Linked DNA regions of Mus musculus: regions 1 and 3 are each linked to region 2. Evidence: chromatin loops called from intact Hi-C (ENCODE). Cell type or tissue: gastrocnemius. All regions are shown on one strand. Links, peaks and the distances in the headings refer to the core of each region. The heading gives the core; the rest is flanking DNA. Region 1 overlaps Mark2 (MAP/microtubule affinity regulating kinase 2). Region 2 has its middle 4.1 kb from the start of Mark2. Region 3 holds the start of Rcor2 (REST corepressor 2).

Evidence for each region. Peaks named below come from ENCODE experiments on the same cell type or tissue, not always from the same donor. Only the 100,000 strongest peaks of a DNase experiment are listed, where the experiment ranks them.
Region 1: it touches region 2 in a loop (2.3-fold over the local background); 24 of 42 quality-filtered maps call a loop at or near these places.
Region 3: it touches region 2 in a loop (4-fold over the local background); 27 of 42 quality-filtered maps call a loop at or near these places.

Annotation. Positions count from the first base shown.
Region 1 is chr19:7,275,860-7,283,755 of GRCm38, forward strand. It overlaps Mark2 (MAP/microtubule affinity regulating kinase 2), which reads right to left. Exons shown (of 18, transcript NM_007928.3): 12 at 7,577-7,709; 13 at 7,174-7,346; 14 at 6,867-6,964; 15 at 5,939-6,100; 16 at 5,139-5,396; 17 at 2,183-2,227; 18 at 1-1,591. The coding sequence ends at 1,231. Among named protein-coding and RNA genes, the nearest start is that of Rcor2, 12 kb to the left of the region's middle. In gastrocnemius, for the core only: a CTCF peak has its summit at 3,488 (motif pointing right); DNase peaks (open chromatin) are centred at 1,714, 2,460, 2,842, 3,430 and 3 more places; H3K27ac peaks cover 817 bases.
Region 2 is chr19:7,342,010-7,349,905 of GRCm38, forward strand. No RefSeq gene overlaps it. Among named protein-coding and RNA genes, the nearest start is that of Mark2, 4.1 kb to the left of the region's middle. In gastrocnemius, for the core only: a CTCF peak has its summit at 3,556 (motif pointing left); a DNase peak (open chromatin) is centred at 3,541.
Region 3 is chr19:7,260,473-7,268,368 of GRCm38, forward strand. It overlaps Rcor2 (REST corepressor 2), which reads left to right and starts at 7,807. Exons shown (of 12, transcript NM_001320554.1): 1 at 7,807-7,896. In gastrocnemius, for the core only: a CTCF peak has its summit at 3,804 (motif pointing right); DNase peaks (open chromatin) are centred at 3,810, 4,549, 5,239, 5,555 and 2 more places; H3K4me3 peaks cover 431 bases; H3K27ac peaks cover 1,850 bases.

The DNA.
Region 1 (7,896 bases), core at 1,517-6,516, 66 kb before region 2:
GCAGGGGCAGCCTCTGTAGGACTTCCCCAATTTCTCAAGAACTGAAACAGCAGAGAAATAAATTAAGGGATGCAGTGGCCACCACCAGCCAAGCGCCTACAGCCACCCATTCACACACTGGCCTCAGAGGTTAGCAAGCAGGAGTTACTTTGCCCCACCCTGTGGAGGACAAGAGACTCCTGGCCCTGCCGCCCAATCCAGCCTTCCGCCAGGCAGCCATGGAGGCCCTGGACAGTCTCCTGAGAGGAGGGGCGGCAATGCCAGGAAGAAAAGGCAAGGCTGTGAGATGAGAACGGTGCCCAGATTAATGCCAAGGAAGGGGAAGCAGTAGGGGGATGGTGAGGGGCTGTGCTTTCAGACAAAGACTCCCAGAACGGAGAAGCTGTGTCCCTGTTCCCAAGCTGCCCCCTGGGGGCTGAGAGCCCATGGCCCATTCCCCTCCCCTCTACCAGTACTGGGTTTAGCCTGCCTGAAGATGGCACAGACTTCTGAGAAGGGGAACCATGTCCCCACAGCAGCTCATGGAAGGAAGTGCCCAGCTCTGGGGAAGGACAGAGGATATGGTGTGGAGGGAGCCAGGGTCCCACCGCCCACCCTCTCCAGGGCTGTGCAGTACCCCCAACTGGGCCTCAGTGTAAAGGCCTGTAAGCCCAAGGGCTTGGGGGCAGGGGAAGGCCACCTCTGGTGGGTCGCTTGAAGGGGGGAAGAAGTGGGGAGAGGGGAGAAGCCCAAAGAGGGCCTGGCGGAGGGCCTGCCAGGGAACTCCACCACTCTTGCCTGAGAGTGTTCCAGCCCTGAGCCACCCTCCCAGGAGCCCCACAGATCCAGTCTTGACTGTCCCAATGGGGCAGGGAGGAAAGGTGGCCGCTGGGATTTTTTTTTTTTTCTTTTTCTTTTTTGGTAATAAAAATTTTCTTGGTTTAGGCGAAATACTCTGTGCAACCGCAGTACCGAGGGGGAGCCCTGCCCCCCCCCAGCCCCCTCCCCTTCCTTTGCCTCCTGCAGGGGGGAAGGGAGGGACTTCTGGGCAGGGGTGAATGTGGGAGGGAGAAGAACCACTTCCCATCCCCCACAAACATGGAAGAAAAAAACTGAGAAGGGCCTGGAAGGGGACAAGTGCCAGCAGGGGAGACACACCAATTCATCCTGCAGTTTCTCCCAGGGGGATGCAGGGTTGGCCCAAGCAGCCAAGTCCACTGGTGGGCCTCTGCTGCCCCTCCTGACAGCCTGTTAAAGCTTCAGCTCATTGGCTATTTTGGAGGCAATGTTTTTGAAGGCCATGGAAGTGCCCGATATCCGCTTAAACCGAACACCGTTGAGAGACAGCCGGGGCAGTTTGCACACCTCCATCTCCCACTGCACAAAGTTCTCGTGGCCTGGTGTGCCATGCACGCACAGTAGCATGTACCGCTCGTGCAGCTCGCTTTGGCAGCTGTTGGCGTCCAGCACCTTGCGGATCTCCCGCATCATCTCATTGGGCTCCATAGAGCTCGTGGTCTTCATGCTCCAGGTGAAGCGCAGGGAGCGAGGCTTGGCCTCCCGAAACTCCTCCTTGTCCTTGTCAGTGCCTCCACTGCCTACCACGTGAGGTCTGTGGAGAGGGCAGAGGGAGGCATAAGATGGGAGCTGAGCATCCCACCCATAGAGAACCACCCTGGCAGACAGACCCTGAGACCAGAGAGGAAAGCAGGAAAGAGTGCAGCAGCAGCCGAAGAGGGAGCAGCTCGTCCCTTGTCCTGCACTGGCACTTGGGACATGGGAGGCCTCTGGCTCTTGTCTCTCAGGATGGAGGGGTGAGAAGAGGCCAACTGGGGTGGGTGACAGTCCATGCTGTGACTGGTTCTTTTCTTTAGGGGATCAGGCAGGAAACAAGTGCACTGAGCAGCACCAAGCAGACTGTCCTCCATGAGGCTGAGGCAGAGGCTGAGCAGCAAGGCCAGCAGGGGTAGGAACCTGGAGTAGGAACCCCTCCCTGCCAGGGCTCTGGATCCGTAATGCACCAGGACCCAAGCAGGGTTCAGAACTACTGCAGGTACACGTGAGAAAGGGAAATTCTCTGAGGAAAGGGAGCCCTCAAGAAGGAGGCAGGGCAGAATTGCCAGAGAAAGCCAACGGCAAGAGGAAGAGAGGAGCAGGAGGCTGTGGCAGGCCCGGTGGCCTGGGCTGGCTCCAGCCCTCTCACCTGAGCGTCTCCACTCGGTCTTTGCTTTCAGGTTCATTCAGGTTCCTCAAAAAACAGAGCGAGGAAGAGTTTAGTCTGGGATCTCTCGCTCCTTCCACCCTGCAGACCCAGGTGAGGTTGGGTCTGGGGACATGCCACCAGTGGATGGGCAGGACCCACGCCCAAATGCTACTTGCCAGTCACCTGCAGGCCAACGCTGCAGTGCCTCACACTGGCAGCCTGACTGCCCCTGACAAGGAACCCCAAGGGGGCTGTCCCTCCCCACATTCCCAGAGATCAGTGCTGATGGAAGGAGCCCCAGCTCTGGGGGAGGAGGGTGTGGCTGTGCAGGCACATGGCCCCAAGCACATGGCCCAACACCAGCAGTTTCCCTTCCAGCATCCACCCAGGCTCAAGCCTGCTACTGGAATGAGGGCTGGGAGCAAATTTCTGTGCCAATAACTGGGGTGTCATTTTTTTTGGAGATGGAGGTAAAGGCCATATTGTCAGTCTTAGAAGGCGGAAAGCCTCCTAAGAGGCTTACTGTGTCAAAACTACTGTCAGGCAGACACCTGGGTCTGGTGCCTATGGCCCAGTGGGCAAGGCCACTGTGCTGACTCCCCTATTGCTGGCTGCCAGGCTGGCTGCTCACACAAAGCAAGGGCTGGGCAGGGCTCTAGGGAGGTGAGAAAGAGGTCTGGCCCTGCTGAGCGGCTTCTCCAGCTCCTGCCAGGAAGATGAGTGCCCAGAGCTGGAATACTGGGGGCTATAGGGAAGAGGAGGGACGAGAAGGAGAGAGCAGCAGCAGCAGCACATGTAAAAGGAGCAGGAAGACACAAGACACAGATGCCAATGAGCACACTGTGAGCAGGGCCCGGGTGTACAAAGGAAGGGCTCCAGCTGCTCTCTCCAGGCCCCTGTGGGGCAGCCCCTGCCAGCCATGCAGTGAGCTGGGGTGGGGTGGGTAGGCAGGGATATCTCAAGATCACATCTGGCCCATTTCTCCCTCAGCTGGGGAGCCAATGCACCTGCCAGGCAAATCCAGAGTTCCCAATCTGGCCCTTGGTCTGCAGCTTAGTACCTGGCGTACCTAGGCCTGCAGAGGACATGGCCAGGCTGAACAAGCCAGGCTCTGTCCCAGGAAGGGAGATGCAGGAGCAGGGTGTGGGCCTCCTGCTGTTCCACCAGGGCCTGGCGGCAGAATGACCCCTGCCTGAGAATATCCAGCTCTTGGCTCTTTGGCAGGCTCAGGCGACATCTGGAGGAAACAGCCCAGAGGAGAGCAGCGTGAGCGCCCAGATGCTATGCCAGGGTGGGCTGGGTCAGTTCTGCAGCATCCACCAGAAGGGGGTGCTATACTACATCTATGAGGCAAAGGTTTGGGGGGCCTGGAGGAGTCAGACTAGCCAAGGGACCCTAATGTCCCTGTAGTACCTCCACGGTCCATGGGAGACAGGTCACAGCCCTGAGGTTCAGCGAGCCCAGGACACCCCCAAATGAGACGCCATTCCAGATACGCCTCAACCCCGTGGAGCTTACTTGTAGCGCATGCACACAACAAGGGGAAGGAGCCCAATATGACCCAAACCTGGGCAGGTACGAGGAGACAATCTTAAAGGGAGACAGAGTCCCTGAGGTCTCTTCTCTTCTGAGGACAAGCACCTGCAGACCAAGGGAGGCCCCTCACTTTCAAAGCCATTTGCTCCGAGGGACCTAAAATGTCCTCTCAGGGGACTATGTATTCCAAGTCCTGCCAGTGTGAAGGGGCAGGGGCAGAGGGATCAGCTTAGGGCTGTGGCCCCACCAGAGAAGTCATCATCCCTTTAAGATAGCAGACAGAGGTCCACATAGACAAGGTCAGCAGAAAGACAGGAAGCATCAGCCAATGGGGGAGTTAGTGATGGAGGCAGGACCGACAGACAGACTGACAGACAGACACACATACAGAGCGGGCTCAACGCCTACCTTCTGGCAAACCTGAAAGACAGATTTCTAAAAAAAACAAACAAAAAAGACAAAATAAAAAAGGAAATAAAACAAAAAACGAAAACCAAAAAAAAATCCAAAAACAAACAAAAAACCCAACCCCAATCAAACAAACAAACAGAAAACAAAAAACCAACAAGACGGTGTGTGGACAGCGGGTGGGGGTGGGCTTTCCAGGTTCTAGGGTCTCCCCAGTTGTAGAAGAGCCGCTCAGCGAGCCTAGAGTCCTGCTTCAGCTCTGTTCGCCCTGCAGCCTCCCCCATGACTTGCGGCTTGGATACGTAAAGGAATGAGCAGCAGGGTGAGTAGGTCTGCTCTCAAAGAGCCCACCTGGCTCTCAGCAGTGTAGACTGCAGGGTACAAAGGGGAACAGAGTACCCCAGGAGATCCCAAACCACCTTAAACCACTCCTCTCTATGATGAGGGCTCAGGCATGAGAGGCTCATGAAGAGATTCCCCACCTGGGTCTAGGCCAAGAAGGCACGGGAACCCTGGAGCTGCACGAGAGGCCACTGCAGCCCTCAGCAGCCAGTTTATTTGTGGGCTTTGCCCTGGGAAACCCTGGGGCAGAAGAATATAGTTAGAGCCAGACATTATCTACCTGTGGGAGGGCAAACAGGGGAAGGAGGTCAAAGGGGGCAAGAATAGACTGGAAAATCTTGTCAACCCTGCCTGGCTCATGCCTCATGACTTTGCAGCTGCGTCACCAAATATAAGTTTCCATGGGAACCCAGGAGAGAAGAGGGGGCTTTTATTTTAGCATCTGAGTTCACACTCCCCTAGAGAGGAGGCGGCATCGCCCATCTGCTTGGGGCCATCGAATGAGGGGTGCCTGAGAAGAGCTGGGGAAAGGCCTAAGAGGATGAGTCTAGGTGCCTGAGATGTTGAAAACAACCCTATTTCTCAGTCCTGCTGAGGCCCCAATCCCAGCTCTGTTATCTCCATCCCAACCACCACGCAAGTGGGAAGGTCTGCTCCCAGCCCCTCTCACCTGCGGACAAACTTGGAGGTGAACTTGCTGAAGATGCTGCCAGAGGCCCCCCGCCGGCCCTGGCTATGGCCAGAGGGAGAGGCTGGGGTCACACCGTAGGGTAGATTCTGCTGGTCCCGCACCTGTCGGAGCTGCCCAGCATGGAAGGTGCTTCGACTGGACACACCCCGTGGGAAATTAGTTCGGTCTGGGGCTCCACTACTGCTGCTGATGTTGTGGGCGGAGGGGGAGGCGACAGGGACGCGCTGGGGGGCTGTGCTATGGAGAGAGATAGGGGCAAAGCATATGTAAGGAACAGAAAGGCACCAGCACTAAGCACATCAGTCCCTGGGACGGGGACGGGGACGGGGAGCGCTAGGGCAGGACGCAGCCATCACAGAGGACACAGACGGAAGGACTGACCACTGAGGACAGTAGTGAGATGGTGCAGGGAGGGAGGGAGGGGAGACAGGAGGACCCATGTATGCAAGCAGTACAGGCTGGATAGAGCTGGCCCTGGACCTACAATGGGACAATGAGAATAACTGTCTATCCCTAAGGAAAGCTTAGAAGGTTCTGAGCTCTCTGGCTTTTTGCCTTCCACCTGGAGCTTCAGGATAGCTTCCTGTACCCCTGCTGATGAGGACTGAGGAAAAGGCCTTACTATCACATTATCTGTGTCCTAGGATCATGGGGGATAAACAGAGCTACTTTCTTGTAGCTGACAAAAAATGAGGCAGTACCCCCAGGTGAGAAGAGACTGCAGGGCAGGGGTGGGACAGGCCAGGGGACATGTGCATCAGCTACCCCAGCACACTTGCCTGGGCCGAGGCACCTCACAGTTACTCTCCGTGGGGGGCAACCCAGAGGCCTTGTTGGGGTGTACGGAGGCAGACATGGATTTCTGGTGCTGGCGGGGCCGGGCCGCAGAGACTGCGGCAGAAGCAGAAGCCGTGGAGGCCCGGGACCCTGGCATGGTTAGGCTAGGAGACAAAAGCAGCGAGAGGCCCGGGTTATGGGGAGACAGAGCGCCTGGGTTAGGAAGCAGGGCAGGGCCAGAGTCAGCTGGAGCCTTGCAGATGCAGGTCAGGCCCTGAGAGCAGCTCCGGGCAGGGAGAGCTAAGGTAAAGCCATTGTAAGTAGAGGGCTCCGTGAGTGAGCAACCAGCTAGGCCAGAGCCTGGGAAAAGAAAACCCAAAATGAGGAAAAGATGACAGGAGGTCACTGTGTCCTAGCCACACTGGTCTCCCAGAAAATGTGAGAACAAGGATTCTTCCCTCTGTACAAAGGACAGGCTGTTACTAAGAAGAAACTTTCATTAAGCTCAAAAGAGGTGGAGCCAGATTGTAACATACCAAGCAAGGTGGGGAACTTTGCTTCTGAGGCCACAATGAAGCCCTCAGCAGGGAGACCCTCAGATGAGTACTCTGGGCTCTGTCCTGAGCTGGGGTCCCAAACACAAAGCCATGTACCTAGACAGATGAGCAACTCTAGACTTAGCCATGATCAAGAACCAGCAAGTTTAACGCGCTGCTCACTGGTACCCTATGCTTGGCAACGTCAAGGATAAGAGGACAGGAGGGATGGCATGGAGAAGGGAAGGAAGGTGGATGGCTAGACTGAACAGAGCCAGGACAGGACTCCAGGGACATTGCTCTGGAGAGGCAGAAGATGATGCTACTGACAGGTATCACTGCCCACTGTGTGATGTGGCCCCCAAGAGCATGGTAAGCAGTCCAGATAACTCACCTGTCTTTACCATTCTGGATGGAGGCCTGGCCAAGGCTGGCCCTGTCCAAAAGTGGGGAGTTCCTGCTTCGGTTTGTGCTGGTGGAAAGGACGCTGTTCTGTGGGAAATGGAGGGCAAGTACTGTCTCACAGGAACCAGTGTTGCCCAGTCAGACTCTTCCCCAGGACCACTGGATGCCCTTGTCCCAAGTTGCTCTGTAGCCCACTTTCTACAGTAAGCTCAGGTACAGCCAAGGGCCAGGCTTCAGCAAGGAAGATCAGTGGACAGGAGGGAGGCCAGGGCAGGGGGTAGTAGCTCATGGCTTACCGTGGAGGGGGCAGGAGTGGTCTTCTTCCTGTCCAGGCCAGGCAGAGGGCTGGCAGGCACTTTGGCGGTGCTGCTGGCTTTCCGCCCTGTCTCTTCCTCAGGCCGCTTATTTTCTGCGTTGTTACTCTGAGTCTTCTTAGAGTAGGAATTCGAGGTGGGAATGGCAGGGACGGCTATGGGGTGATGTAAAATGGGTAAGACTACAGGTCTCCTGCAGACCCACTGTGTGCTTGGCATTTTCTTGCATCATAGCTCCATTTCATATATAAATGGAGGGAAGTTATTAACCTGCCCATGGCCATGCTATTACGAAGGAGATAAACCAGATATGAAGCGTAGCCAAAGAACCTGTAAGGGTTCAGGATAAAGGTGTCCCTGACTTGAGATTCCCAAGAGCACATACCCTGGTCACTGGAGCGTCGTTGCTTGGGGTTGGCAGAGACGCTGCGCTGAACCTTGTGGGATGGAGATGGGGCACTGCTGTTGGTTAGATCAGCTGAAGGCCGGGGCTTCAAAGTGATGGTATCACCTTCCAGCTGCAAGAACGGGAAACATGGCTTCAAAGGAGAGTGTGAGTTCTGAGGAGACCTCCGGATGGGCACACTTGCATGCCTCCCCCTGCCCTTCCAGAGAAGCTCACATTAAGCTTCATCTTACAAGACTAATAGAGACAGATGCTCCTGCTCACACATGCTCTGACAGACAGAAACAAATACACCAAAG
Region 2 (7,896 bases), core at 1,288-6,287:
GAGGCTAAGAATCTATCTCTTCGTTTCTTTCCGTCAGTTTTCGGTTATTTTCAAACCTTGAACAGGCGTGGGTCACCTGTACCTGTTGTTTGACTTAGAAAATACCGCTATTAGCTGTTCCTACAACTGATGTCCTTTGAGCCTAACGCCAACTTCCCATCCGCATGTTTAGCTCATAAAACCCACTTTATCGCTCAACCTTGCTATCAACGTGTGAGTCAACTGCCAAGTGTAGTGTCATCCTATTGCCTGTCTCCTGCTTTGCACACCCGCCCATCTTGCGACTATCTTGGCTTCTAGAAGTCTATGTCAGCCTTATATTGAGTCAGTCCCCTCATTCCTCTGTAAAGCCTGGGACAGACACCAGGTCGGACAGGCACTGGGTCAGCGTCCTTGAAACTTAACACACCTTTAAGGTACAGTATTTTTTTCAGTATTGAGAAAAATGCTTGCGTGATCTTGGCATGGAATCACATAACAAAGGCCAGCAAAATAACTCAGTTTGATCCATGGGGATCCACATAGTGAAAGGGGAGAACCAAGTCTAAAACATTGTTCCATGAGCATGCTACCCTATACACTAAATAAAAATGTAATTATATATGTATATATGTGTGTGTGTATAATATATATACATATGTATGTATATGTATATATATAAAATGAGTTGGAGAGATGGTTCAGAAGTCAAGAGGAAGGACTGGTTGCTCTCCCAGAGGACTGAGGTTTAGTACCCAGCACCCATATGGTGGTTAACAACTGTCTAACTAGTTCTAGGTGGTTTGACACCTTCTGGCTTCCACTAGGTTGCACAGACGTACATACAGGCTAAACACTCATATACACAAAAGTTAAATAGATAAATACTACAACATAGGTCAGAATGCTGGCTCATTCAGAGCCTGTACTATTTTCCAGAGAATCTGGTCAGGTCCCAGCATCCACATCAGATGGCTCCCTACCCCTTGTAACTTCAATTCCAGGGGAAATGATGCCCTCTGGCCTCTACCAGCACCCGCATGCCAGTGATACACATAAACCCATAAAAGCACAAACATAGGCACATACAAATAAATATTTCTTTAAATTACACATAACATTTCCTTTCTGCTGTTAGTTTCGATTCTATGACACAGTTTCCCACTGTAGACCAGACTGACCAAGAACTCCTGGAGCTGCCTCTGCTTCCCAAGGGCTGGGATTAAAGGTGTGCACCAACCACCCTGTCCATCCAAGTTTTTGTTGTTCTTTTGTTTTTGCTTTTTTTGGAAACAGGGTATTAAGTAGCCCAGGCTGGCCATGATATGTAACCAAGGATGGTTGAACTACTGATCCCCGGCCTTCATTTCCTCACCACTTTGATTGCAAGTGTGCACTGCCATGCCCAGCCCTAAATGACTTTTAAAATATTCTACAATGTTTAAGTCTGGAGAGACCATCTCTTTTTTTTTTTTTTGGTTTTTTGAAACAGGGTTTCTCTGTGTAGCCCTGGCTGTCCTAGAGCTCACTTTGTAGACCAGGCTGGCCTTGAACTCAGAAATCCGCCTGCCTCTGCCCCCCAAGTGCTGGGATTAAAGGCGTGCGCCACTACGCCCGGCTTGGAGAGACCATTTCATTTTCATTTTCATTTTCATTTCAAATCTCCCTTCTAAGACAAACTCATGGCAAAAGAATAGGCACTTGTTGACGATAAGGATTCCTGGGGTTGTAGGATAGTGGGAGAGCTTTAACTCCCATGCCATGAAGGAGGCCCTGGGGTCAATCTCTAGAACGAAAAATAAAATAAAATAAAACAGACAACCAAAAAGGATTCCTCCAGCTGGGTATGGTGGTCTGCCCCTGTAATCTTAGCACTAGAGAGAAGCAAAGGGGGTTGGCGAGATGGCTCAGTGGGTAAGAGCACCGACTGCTCTTCTGAAGGTCCAGAGTTCAAATCCCAGCAACCACATGGTGGCTCACAACCATCCATAACAAGATGATGCCCTCTTCTGGAGTGTCTGAAGATAGCTACAGTGTGCTTACATATAATAAATAAATAAATAAATAAATAAATAAATAAATAAATAAATAAAATCTTTTTTAAAAGAGAGAGAGAGAGAGAGAGAGAAACAAAGGCAGAAGAAAAGATGGTTCGAGGCCAGCCTGGCCTACATAATGAGTTCCAGGACAAGCAGGGCTACACAGTAAACACCCATCTCTAAAACCAAACCAAACCACAAAGACAAGTAGATGGTGAGGTGGCTCAGTAGTTCCAAGCTTGCTGCTCTTTCAGAGGACATGGGTTTGGTCCCATGGGGGCTCACAAAGCTCTTCTGGCCTCCATGAACACTACATGTGCATAGTGGGTATGCAGGCTAGCAGGTAAAACTCTAAAAATAAAAAAGGTTTAAAAACTAAAACTAAAATGTAAAACACATTCCCCAGCAGGGCAAGGTGGCATGCTTTTAATCCTAGCACTTGGAGGCAGATGGAGGTGGATTTCTGTTGGTTCAAGGTCAGCCTGCTCTACATAGTGAGGTTCGAGATGGCCTGTGTTACATAGTAAGTCCCTGTCTTGGTATGAGGGTAGGAGGGAGGATGGCAAAACCTCAGAATAGTGCAATGAAAGGACCAGACCTCTTGAAGATGTCTTTTTCCTTTTCTGGGCCTCAGTCTCCCTGTTGATAAGTGGGTTTGTTGAATTCAACAACTCTGAGGTCTTTCTCAGCTTTGGAAAGCTCCCAGCTCTTAACAGAAGTCCATGGAGGACCAGAGCCCACTCTTCCCTTTCCTCTGGAGTTTACCAAATCTGTCCGTTCTGTACCCAACATAAAGCCATGGACTTGCTTAAAACATTACGAGACTTTTGTAAGTATCATTTTAACTGTATCTTGATTATAGTTTTCTTTTTCTTATATAAGTTTTATTTATTTTATGTAACTACATACTGTCCTTGTTCAGACACACTAGAAGAGGGTATCAGATCCCATTACAGATGGTTGTGAGTCACCATGTGGTTGCTGGGATTTGAACTCGGGACCTCTGGAAGAGCAGTGAGTGCTTTTAACCACTGAGCCATCTCTCCAGCCCTGATTATAGTTTTCAAGCATGGATTTTGTAGATGACAACACACTGTTGGAGTCCCACCAAGCAGAGGTAATAGCTCAACTCAGACTGACTTCTGTTTCAAGTTATCCCTGCCCATGGTTCCATAGAAGCTGGAACTATGCCCCTGACCCTCACCCTAAACTCAACAGGAGGGATAGAGTGTGGGTCCATGAATGTGAAGAAACTGAGAGAGCTCCCAGGGTCATAGGGAAAGGACTGACCGAATTGCTGAGTGGCACCCAAGAATTGCTCACAGTGAGAGCTGTGCAGGTGCAGGGAGGAGGAAGGAGGCATTCTGTAAGGCAAAGGAATCCACAGGACTCCAGGAAGCCTCCCCATGCCCCCCACCAGCTCCACACCAGCACCACCTCTGAGAAAGAAGCTGGGAAAGCAATGCTGTAGAGTGATGGGGAAAGGGATGGAGGCCACACCACGCCCCCACCCCAAATTCAAACATGAGAATGATCTGCCCTCTGGTGGCCAAAGGGAGTCACATTGCCGAGCCTGTGCTAGACGTCACTTCTAGGACCAAAGTCTGAAGAGCAGGGAGAGAGGACACTGAAAGGTAAAGGCAGAGGCATCCAGGGAGCTTCTCCTGACCCTAGATGACTCTGCTTCATCAAGATGCCACTCAAGCCCTGATCTTCCTCTTGGTCACTTCTCCTCCTCTCACAAGCTGTTAAACCAGTTGGCCCACCCAGACTCCTTCTGATCCAGCCTCTGGACACAGCAGAATATCAAGTCTAATTCCCGTGACATTTGTACTGGGCTAGAACACCGTCCTCAACTCCCCAGTAGGCTTAAGGCAAGGCTCACTTTGTGGCCATTTGCCTATGTAGTCACATGCAGCCCTGTTCTAGGAAGGCCTCTGGACTTGATTTGATGTAAAGTTGTCATTTGTTTGTTTGTTTTTTCGAGACAGGATTTCTCTGTGTAGCCCTGGCTGTCCTGGAACTCACTCAGTAGACCAGGCTGGCCTCAAACTCAGAAATCCGCCTGCCTCTGCCTCTCAAATGCTGGGATCAGAGGCATGCGCCACCACTGCCCAGCTAAAGTTGTCATTCTTATGAAAAAAAAAAAAGTTTTAGCAAAGAAGACTCCTATTTTAGTGTGTGTGTGTGTGTGTGTGTGTGTGTGTGTGTGTGTGTTGTGTGCATCAATGTATATGTCTGTGCTCATGTGCACGTGGATACACTTAAAAACATGCCAGTGCCTACACAATGGAACTTCAGTGTCTTTTCTTACTCTCTATTTTGGTCTTTGTCGTTGTTTACACTTATTGATTTGTGTGTCCGTGTGTATGTGCATATCCCACAGAATACATGTGGAGGTCAGAGGACAACCTGTGGGAGTTGGCTCTTCCTTCCACTAGAGTGGCCTGGAGGCAAGAGCCTTGTCCACTAAACCATCTCACCAGTTTTCCAACTTCATTTTGTCTGTCTGTTTTTGTTTTTGAGACAGAATATCACTATGCAGCCCAGGCTATGCTGGAACTCACTATATAGACCCCAGGCTGACCTTGAATTCACAACAATTTGCCTGCTGAAGGCTATGTCCAAACCAACCAACCACCTTGTCTTTTTGTTCTGATCTCTTTTTGAGAGTTGTGTATGAACGTTTTACCTCTGTGTTTGCATGTACATCTGACCACTCTCTGCATTCCTGGTGCCCTCTGAGATCAGAAGAGGGTGTTAGACCTCCTGGAGCGGATGCGAGGGATGTCACATTATAGATGGTTTATACATCACAATTTGGATGCTGAGAGCTGAATTCAAGTCCTCTGCAAAAGCAGTCAGTGCTCTTAAGTACTGAGCGCGCTGTCCAGCTCCTTGTTTGTTTGTTTGTGTTTTTGTGTATTTCTGTTTTTCTTTTAAGAGAAAGTCTCTCTGTATAGCCCTGGCTATCTTAGAACTCACTCTGTAGACCAGGTTGGCCTCAAATCCACAGAGATCCTCTAAGAAATCTGCTTGTGGGCCGGGTGTGGTGGCGCACACCTTTAATCCCAGCACTCGGGAGGCAGAGGCAGACAGATTTCTGAGTTCCAGGCCAGCCTGGTCTACAAAGTGAGTTCCAGGACAGCCAGGGCTGCACAGAGAAACCCTGTCTCGAAAAACCAAAACCAAAAAAAAAAAAAAGAAAAGAAAAGAAATCTGCTTGCCTCTGCCTCACAAGTGCTGGAATTAAAGGCATGCGCCACCACTGCCCGGTGTCCCCGTGTCTTCATGGCAACATATGACTGAGTTATCATCTCCCCAACCCCCTCATTTTCATTCTTTACAGTGCCCCACATATTATGTAGGTGGTGCTGGTTATGGGAGAAAGCTTTGTCTGACATGGCAAACTTGATTCAATATGGCCTCAAACTGCCTGGCTAATACCATTCTAAATAAGTATCCTTGGTAGAGAGGTCTATCTCACTCCTACATGAGCAACGGAAAGCGCTCTGTGCCATACCTGTGTTGGGGCTGATCTTTCTCCATATACCTCCCTCAGCTTCTACAGGTATTTCAAGATCCAGCTCAGATCCCATCAGGTGAGTGGCTGCCTGGAGCTACCTTGTTCTTATTAATAGTCATTGTTGCCCCATCTCTCTAAATCTTCAAACTCACTTGACACATCTTCACTGTGCAACTACTAGGAGCCAGGTGCTTTCCTGGCTCCTCAAGTAAGTCAGTGAACAATTAAACTAAGTTCTGTGTACCTTGGGGCAAACTATCCAATGAGAAGATAAACATCAGAAACAAGCAGCATTAATGTTGTAGAAAACAACTAGAAGCCCACAACCACCATCATGAAAGACTCAGAAAGTCTCTCAAAAGGACCCAGAAAACAACGGAAGAGCCAGAGATTGGGGGCGAGAGCTGGAGAATGCTGCCTTTTGGACATGGCAGGGCTGTGGCACTCATGAATGCACACAAGACCTGCACATGATCAAACCGATGAGTTCAATCAACATTATGGTAGGTAGCACTAATTGGAGTTATGAGGTTACAAAAAACAAACAAAGAAACAAACAAGCAGCTTGTCACATCGGTTCACACTTTAAATCCCAGCACTCTGGAGGCAGAGGCAGGGTGATCTCTGTGAGTTTTAGGCCAACTTGGTCTAGTCTATAAAACAAGAGCTGGAGCAGCCAGGGATATAACAGAAAACTGTCTCAAAAAAAAAAAAAAAAAGAAGAAAGAAAGGAAGGAAGGAAGGAAGGGAGGAAGGAAGGAAGGAAGGAAGGAAGGAAGAGAAAGAAAGGAAGAAAGAAGAAAGGGAGGGGAGGGGAGGGGAGGGAAAAGGAAAAGAAAGAAGGAGGCTGCCAGGGATCCAGGGATGTCACAGGAGTGAGAGGGGAGAAGGGGGTTAGTATGATCAAGATACATTGTACGCATATAAGAAATTGTCAGGGGCTGGAGAGATGGCTCAGCGGTTAAGAGCACCGACTGCTCTTCCAAAGGTCCTGAGTTCAAATCCCAGCAACCACATGGTGGCTCACAACCATGAGATCTGATGCCCCCTTCTGATGCAGTAGGGTAGAGCCAGAAAGATTGGTAAGACCTGCCAGCTATTCCAGCTCCACAGTCAGTGAGAGACCCGATCTCAAAGGGATAAGGCATAGAACTGACTCACTGATACCCTCTGGCCTTGGTGTGTGTGAGGTTTACATGCCTGCATACTCAGGTGCACTTACTACACACACACACACACACACACACACACACACACACACACACACCACACCACACCACACCACACCAAAACAAAGCAGAGGCTGGATATGCAGGTCCAGCACAGGCTCAGGGTTCAGTCCCCAGCACTTCATAACCCAGAATGGTGGTAGACTTCTGTAATCCTAGGATTTGGGAAATAGAAATAGGAAGATCAGGAAATTAAGGCCATCCTCCCTTACATGGGGAGCTTGAGGCCAACCTGGGGCTACATGAGACTAATTCAAACCTCCCCCTCAACACACACACACACACACACACACACACACACACACACACACACACCAACAACAACAACAAACCAACCAACCATAAAGAACCAACCAAGATGTGTCTGTGTTTCAGAGTGAAAAGAGAAAGCAGGTTGCATGACAGACATTTGTTTGTTTTCAGTTTGGGAGGGAATCTGCTGGAAACTGCTAAACCCCAGTGTCACTGTCACTGAACCACACCCTTAGCCCCAACTGGAACCGGTAAGGTCACTGAAAGCTTTGCAGAGATGGTGACATTTGAAGAAAGATTTCAAGAAGGTGAGTGTGGTGGCTCATTCTTTTGTTTGTTTGTTTTGTTTTTGGTTTTTGTTTTTCAAGACAGGTTTCTCTCTGAGTTCCTGGCTGACCTGGAACTCACTTTGTAGACCAGGCTGGTCTCGAACTCAGAAATCCGCCTGCCTCTGCCTCCTGAGTGCTGGAATTAAAGGCGTTTGCCACCACTGCCCAGAACAGCCAGGGCTAAATCGATATATAAATAGAGAGGCTCTGTCTCAAAAATCCCAACAAACCAATAAACAAAAGTAAAACACAAAAAGCAACCCGCACAATTATCTATGTCTCTTGACTAAATTTCAGAAGACAAGACCCAGACTGCTGAGGTAGCTAGTTGTAGGTGTGGCGGCCACACTTTCAAGCTCATCATTCAGGATCGGAGACAAAAAGATCAGAAATTTATGGCCATTACTGGCTTCACAGTTTGAACCAGCCTGGGCTATGTGAAAGTACGTCTCAAAAGAAAATGAAGAGAAGGACCTAAGAGATAAGAGACTCTTGGAACAGGAGAGGCCAAGGCATGATGAGTTCTACCCGGCCCGTGCTCG
Region 3 (7,896 bases), core at 1,787-6,786, 81 kb before region 2:
GCTGTCCTGAAACTCACTCTGTAGACCAGGCTGGCCTCCAACTCAGAAATCTGTCTGCCTCTGCCTCCCAAGTGCTGGGATTAAAGACATGCGCCACCACTGCCCGGCTGCCTCTACCTTCCAAGTGCTGATATTAAAGGTGAGTGCCATCACCATCCAGCTTTTAAAACTGTTTACTTTTTTAAATTTAATTTTTATTAATTTTGATGAGGTTGCTTAGGTGCTAGAGACTGAATGCTTATATAGGGAGCACTTTACCAAATGAGCCATCTCTCCAGACCCATCACTCCCTTCCCACCTTTAAAGACAGTTTTTTTGCTCCGTAGCCCAAGCTGGACCTAAGTCCTGGATCCTATCCCAGCCTGGCCCCTTGAACTTGCCCTGTAGCCCAGTCTGGCCCCTTGAACTTGCCCTGTAGCCCAGCCTGGCCTTGAGCTTTGTGCTTTTTGCCTCAGCTTCCTGAGGAGCTGAGAGGACAGCCTGCATTTTTCCAGTTGGTTTTCTTTCCATTTTAAAAAATGTTCTTTACATCTATTTTGTTTGTGTGTGTGTGTGTGTGTGTGTGTGTGCGCGTGCGTGCGTGCGTGCGTGCGTGCGTGCGTGTGTGTGTGTGTGTTGGAGGCATGAATGTCACAGGATGCATGTGGCAGTCAAATGACAATTTCTTTTTTTAAAAAAGATTTATTTATTTTATGTATATATGAGTATAACGTAGCTGTGAGCCATCATGTGGTTGCTGGGATTTGAACTCAGGATCTTCGGAAGAGCAGTCAGTGCTCTTAACTGCTGAGCCATCTCCAGCCCCAAATGACAGTTTCTAAGAGTTGATTCTCTTCTCCGTCATGTATGCTCTGGGGATCAGACTCAGGTTGTCAGGCTTAGGAACAAGTGAATATATCCACTGAGCCATCCTGTCCCTTCTGGTCAGCTCTTCCTGAGGATCAAAGTCAGCCAGCAAGCCTGAGGGAGACTTCTTATGTAGCTGCGAGTGTTCTTACATAGATAGCATGCACAAAGCTCTAACCAACATAAAAGAAACAGGCTTTGTGGTACCTGATTGTAATCCAAAGCACTTTGGGGTGAAGAGAGGCAGGACAAGAGATCAGCCTGGGGTATGCAAAGTCCAAATTCACTTTTCTTTGTTGCAATAAAGACAGCATGCTGGGGGTAATTTGGTGAGGAAAGGGTTCATTTCATCTGACAGGATTCAGCCCATTAATGAAGAAAGTCAAGCCAGAAGTCAAGGCTGGAACTTATGCAGAAACCAAGCAGGAATGTTGATTATTGTATTGCTTCTCTATGGCTTGCTCAGCATGCTTTCTTAGGCCACCCACAGTGGCTGAGCTCTTCCATGTCAACCTTTAATCAAGACAATGCCCCTAGCTGGATGGTGGTGGCCCACGCCTTTAATCCTAGCACTTGGGAGGCAGAGGCAGGCAGATTTCTGAATTTGAGGCCAGCCTGGTCTACAGAGTGAGTTCCAGGACAGCCAGGGAGAAACCCTGTCTTGAAAAAGACATAAAAAAATAAAAATAAAAATAAAAGACAATGCCCCCACAGATATACTGGTGGCATTTTCTCCATTTTGGTTCCCTCTTTTTTTAAGATTTATTTACTATGTCTACAGTATTCTTCCTGCATGTACACCTGCAGGCCAGAGAGGGCACCAGATCTCATTATAGATGGTTGTGAGCAACCATGTGGTTGCTGGGAATTGAACTCAGGACCTCTGGGAGAGCAGACAGTTCTCTCGACCTCTGAGCCATCTCTCCAGGCCACGGTTCTCTCTTCCTAGAGGACAACAGCTTGGGTCAAGTTGGAAAACAAAGGAACAAAACCCCCACACAACACTCTTTGCGTGTGTGCCATGTTGAGAGTGTGGAAATTGGAGGACAACTTGCCAGAATCCGGATTTCTTTTTGTTTTCTACCTTGTGGGTCTCCCTTGGGGACTGAACTCAGGTCGTCAGACTTGGTGGCAAGTACCTTTACCCACTGAGCCAGCTTGCTATTTTGTTTTGGGGACAGGATAATGAGAAGCAGGGGACTGAGTTAATCTGGTCATGTTTTAGGAGGATCACTCGGGCTGTCAATAATAGGTTACAGAGTCTAAAAAATGGCTCAGTGGTTTAGTGGACTGGCTGCTCTTCCAGAGGACCTGGGTTTGATTCCCAGCACCCACATATGGAGGTTCACAATCGACTGTAACTCCAGTTCCAGGGGAACTGATGCCTTCTTCTGGCATCTGAGGGCACTGCATGCACATAGTAACAGACAAACATGCAGGCAAAATACTCATAAACATAAGAAAGAAATCAGATGTGGGGCAGATTAGAAGAGAGCTAGAGAGGAGGCCAGGAGGTGGGGATGAGGCTGGACAGTGGGGGAGGAGTCAGCAGCAGCTTTGCAGAGTTAGAACCTGAGAGCAAAAATAAGGGAGGCACAGAAGGCAGTTGATGGTGAAGACTTCCTGGTAGTCAGCTTCACAGTCTAGAGGGAGCCTGGGGCTAGGGCTGGGCTGAGGACAGTGCTGGGGCTGCCTGAAGCCTGAGTGGTAGCATCGGAGCCTGGAGAGTTGGGAAACTTGGAGCCCCAAGGGTAACCACTGAGGCTTCGGAGACGTGTCCAGGGTACCCAGGGCAAAATGACCCCTGCCTAACACCTTTGGCATTAGAGATAACCACACTGCTGGTGACCTTGGCAGGCAGTTTCTGTGGTGGCACTGCTTGGGTTGGGGAGTGAGTGGGAGGTGAGGGCAAGGTGTGAACAACCATTTCAAGAAGCCTAGCTTGCGGGAGGGGGGCAGCAGTAGCTTTAGGGAGGCCATGGCAAAAGAGGCTGGAGAGAGGAAGGGGACAAGGGTTTGCCCGGGGTCCAGAGGCAAGGATGAGGCAGATGTCAGGGTTGCAGGGGATGAATCCTGAAGAAGTAGATGAGAACTGAGCATCATCCATAAGGCACTTCTGGTGATGAGGGACTGCCTCTAGGGCTGGTGTTTGCAGGGTGATGCTCTGGGGGTGGTTAACAGACTCCTTTGGCTGGACAGACCCCTTAGGCACAGGCTAGAAAGCCTTCTAGTACCAGGCTGGGCAAGCTTTGCAGGGAGACAATAGGGAGCGGTGGAAGGTTACTGAATGGAAGGAAGCAGGCCACAGTGGAGGAAGCATTAAAGCCATTGTATAGGGCTATGTGTTCATGATGGGCTAGCAGGGTCACTGAGGTAGGAATCTGGAATTGTTGGTAAGTCTACAAGGAAGCTGCAGATGGTCTGATGTCACCAAGGAGGAACAAGGAGTCCCTCTGTGGGTCCATTAGACCAGAGGCAATGGCCTTCAGCTGGTTCACAGTGTGTGGGCTACTTCATGCTGCAGTGAGCCTCTCGTCTGCCTGCTGGGGTGCTGTGTGGGATCTTGGCTCTACAAGACAAGCACTATTGAAGGATTTGCTTGCTGTATTCCACCTGAGATGCTAGTGGATCCTCTTTAATAAATGATGGGGTGAAAACTTACTCCCTTTTAGGAGTGGAGGAGCAGAGGGTCAGAGCGGGCAAGCAAGGAGCACAGCTGGGAGTCGCCCTAGATCAGAGCTCCTGGCCCTGCTTTGGCCTAGCATGTTCTCCTTTCACAGGTAGCTCTGGAGAAGGGCTTACTGGGAATGAATCTAAGGTTCAGTGACTCCTATGGTCCAGGGTAGGTGGCTGGGCACCAATGGCCAGGTCCCCGGTCCAGGAACTTGGATCCTCAGGGTGCAATACTCAGCCTCCTTGGGAGGGCACATGCCCTGGGGAAGTCTGGGCTGGACTGCCACCGCTAGAGGGCGCAGCTGTTATCCAGGTGAGGGTGAGGGGCCGTTTACTTCTAAAAACCTTCTGGAACTCAAGCAGCTTTACTGGAGCTGGAAGCTGCCTCTTATGTAGTCTGGGAGACCTCTGTCGCTTTTCTGTCAACCAAGACCTTCAGACCCATCTCCCTTAGTGCTCCAGACCAGACGCTTGGCTCCAGGTATCAAATCTCCCGGCCCTGCCCTGGGGATCAGGAAACCTGGGGTCCAAATCTCCGAGTTCATAACTACTTCGGCTTGGCCCAGAGCCCCCTTGGCCTCTGAGTTGAAGTTGTGCCAAACACTGGATTGTCACCTCTCATTATTATATTTTTGCACAAGTGGGGGTGGAGTGGGTGTTGCTGGAGGGAGTGTTGCTCACCAACAGGGCCCAGAGAGAGGGAGGAAACACCCTGGGTTCCCAGCCTGTCAGGAAGCCCCCAGGGGGCACACAAGGCTCTGAAGGAAGCATTCCTGTCTGAGGAACACTGAAGGGGCCAGGAAGAACTCCCAAGGCTCCTTCCACTCTGGGGCCCCGCCCACATCCACCTCCTCTGAAAGAGGAGCATCTCTTTCTCCCCCACTGCTCTACCAGGTTTTTTGCCTGGGTCCCCCACTCTCCTTCCTCCACCCTAGGCCTACCAGCCTGCCGCCCTCCCCAAGTTTAGCCCCTTGGCTGTGTCCACTGAGGGCCTGGCGAGGGTCCCAGGCACCACACCACAGCAGCCAGCCTCCAGCCTCTGCTCCGGACAGTCCCAGTCTGTCTGGCAGGGCTGGCAGATTAGGGATTGGCTGGAGCTGCCCCCGCCTTTGAGAGGAGGGGAGGCCCGGTGGCTCACCCAAGGTCACCCTTCCTTTTCTTTCCCAGCATCCCTGCTCAACCCTTGTCCCTCTGCCTCACCTTGAAGAGAGAGGAGGCATGATGCTCAGCAGGTCTAGCACATAGGAGCTCAGCTAAGGGGAAAAGACAGTGAGCTCCTGAAGTCTGCTGTTTCTTTCAGCAAATGCTGAGTGCCTGCTGTATGCTAGACTCTTAGAACATAGCCGTGAAGACAATGACGAGCTATCAAGCACGTTTGTTTTGTGTCTGTGAACCAAGTGGTAAATCGATGAGATGCTCTGACCTGCCTGGATGAGAGCAGACTTTCCTGGGGATCTGAGGGCCCAGGAGCCTAGGCAAGAGAGGCAAGCTTCAGGCAGAGACCTGTATAAGGCCAAGCAAGGCCCCATATCCCTCATCAGGAAGAGCACAGGGGATAAATGTGCCTGGCTGTGGGCTTGGGTTTGCTGTGAGGCAGTCTGGGCCCTGGCTCCCATCCCTAAGAGAAGGCAAGGGCGCTGTCGTGTTCGCCTTCCCTCCCCGTGGGCCAAGAGTAGAAGCTCATCCGTCAAAATGGCGGGAGAGCATTCCCGGGAGACCTGAGCTCTAGCCAGGCTTGCAGGTGGCCTCAGGGAGGTGAGCTTCTTGCTGCTTGCTTCTGAGCTTCCTCAGGCTGCATGAGAGGAGGGGCTGGTCTCTGGCTGGCTCTCTCCCTTATCATACCCCAGATCCCTGGCCACATGGCACCTCTGAACCCCACGCCTGAGGGAAGAAGATTCCTGACCTTAGGACTTGGGGAACTAGAGTGGGTGGGACCTGGGGTACAGCCTGGACTGGGTTCTGTGGCATAGCCACACCCCACAGTCCCAGGGCCGCAAGGGAGGGGGAGCTGTCTCTTTAAGAGCCTCCAGGCTGCTAGGAGCAGATGGCCAGACCGGCCGGGGCCCCTTGTCCTTTGTGTGCCTTCTCACAAAAGAGGGGGCCAGCTGGGGAGGGGGCGGCTGCAGCAGGTGGGAGGGGTGGGACCTTGCCTCTCTCCTGCGCCCTTGCAGCTTGAGGGTGAAATACATCACTCGAAACCAGCCACTTCTGCACCCTGTGGCCCCCACAGTTGTCCTTAAACTCTGATGCCCCTCCCGTGTTGTGTCTCTCCTTGGCAGAAGGATCACTATATCAGGGCTCTCAGACAGCCCTCTTACCTCAAAAATAAATAAATAAATAAATAAATCTCCCCACCCTGCCCCCACCCTAGAGCAGGCTCTTCCTTTGGTGTGTGTGGGCGGGGGTGGGGGCCTGGCTCCAGGGCTAAGTGAGAGCAGTATTGGGTCCCAGTGTGTGGGAGAAGTGGCCTCCAGACAGAAGGGAAGCCTGTGGCTTGGGATCCTCTTTAGGCCTTGTGCTGGCACACCTGGGGCAGCCCTGGAGGACGGAAACAAGAACTAAGCTTGATGCTTGAGGTCTTGGGGTCTTGGCCCGGGATCCTAGGTTCTCCTATGGAAGGAGGCAAGTGGAGGAGGGGGGACCCAATAGAAGCCTTGCCTAATGGGTGCCAGAAGCAAGAAAGACGCCATCATAGGAGAGTGTGGTGTGCACAATGGTTGCTAGCTAGGCAAAGGGATAGAAACAGGAGCACCTCACTACAAGGTACAGGTATTGGGGACAGGTCTGGCTCCCTGCCACTCATTTCTAGGGGCCACTGGAAGTCGCTTTGCCTCTTGGTACAGACCCCTTCAGCTCAGATTGCCTCTGGTTCATTTTTTCTTTCTTTCTTTCTTTCTTTGTCCCAGATCTCCCCACCCTGAGGCTTGGTGCCCAGCTCATGATTTAAGGGGAGGAAAAAAGGCCCCATAACCTTGGCCCAAGGTGTGGCGGGCAACGTGGCCGCTGACTGGGTGGCCCTATGTGGCCGGACAGTGCTGAAGTCGGGCGGGGTCGTGTCTGACTCTGCCAGCCGCAGGCAAAGAGCCCCCAGGAACAGGATGCCCCAGCCAGGTCGTGGCCTGACCACAGGACCCAGGCCGGTCGGCCACAGCCAGTGGGTAGGGGCAGGGATCCCCGGTTGGGGCCAGGGCTGCTTCTAAATTTAGGAATCTGATTACAGAGTGGCCAAGGAAGGGAAGGGAGAGGAGGGTGCGCGTGCAGGCTCGGCTCGATCTGGGCATAGCGGGTGTGCCCGGGTAGAGGCGTGTCCAGGAGTCCGGGCTCCCCGTGGGAGGGACAGCGGGCGGGGGCTTCGGCCTGTGTGAGCTGCAGCACGTGCCCCAGGCGGCGGGGACGGGCACAGGCGCAGCTCACAGGCTTCGAGCTGCTGCCGGTGAGTGCGCTGGCTCTTTGTGTGCCTGGCAGGGTGGCTGGGTCTGGCTTTGAAAGTCTCTGCCCACCCCCTCCCCCAACTCCGTCTGTGCCTCCCAACCCGCTTCCCTGTCTGTCACTCTGCCTGTGCCTGTCCGGGGGGAGGGGGGATGCTGCTTCCAGCTGGGGTGACAGTGAACCCAGTGAGGAGCTCGCCCCTTTCAGCCCAGAACTTGCCCTATTACCTTTCATACTCATTCCTCAATCTTTGATACTACTGTTTTGGGTGCAGACTGCAGCAGTTGAAAGACACTAGGGTGACCCCTGGGGACCCACAGACCTAGCAGAAGTCAGGTTCTAGCCCAGTGGCTCTTATAGAAATTCATCTTGCGCCTGTCCGGCCTCCCATCCGCTTTGGCCCCCAAGGGCGCATGAAGGGGGGGATCCCCCTGCGGAAGGGGGGGCAGGGAGTTCCTTGGCAGGAAGGGAAATGGAAGGAAAAGCTGGGCTCCACCCGGGCGGTCGGACAGGCGGCCTCAGGGCCCCCGGGGCAGGCCACAGTAACCAGAGCCCAGTAGTGTGTGGAACCGGTGTGCTTGTGGGTGGGGCTGACCCCGGGCTTCTCCTGGGGGGCACTGGGGTCTACCCAAAAGGGCCAAGTCTGAGAACTCAGAGACACCAAGGGTGCTCCCTGGGGGGGGTACGTGCGCCCCATTCCGGTCCTGACCCCACCCCCTGGAGGTCTAGCCCCGGCCCCAGGCCCCGCCCCCCGGGCCCTCCCTCCCACCCCAGGGCCAGATGTTCAGCTGGCGGAGGCATCGGCTGGGGGAGGGGTGCTGAGGCCGCAGCCGGCACTACTTCCCTGCCAGCAGCTTCATTGTGTGCGCGAGGAGCGAGCGGCGGCGGAGAGCGGGCGAGCGAGCGGCGGTAGCGCGAGCGCGGCGGGGCGAGCGAGCGCGCCGGGGA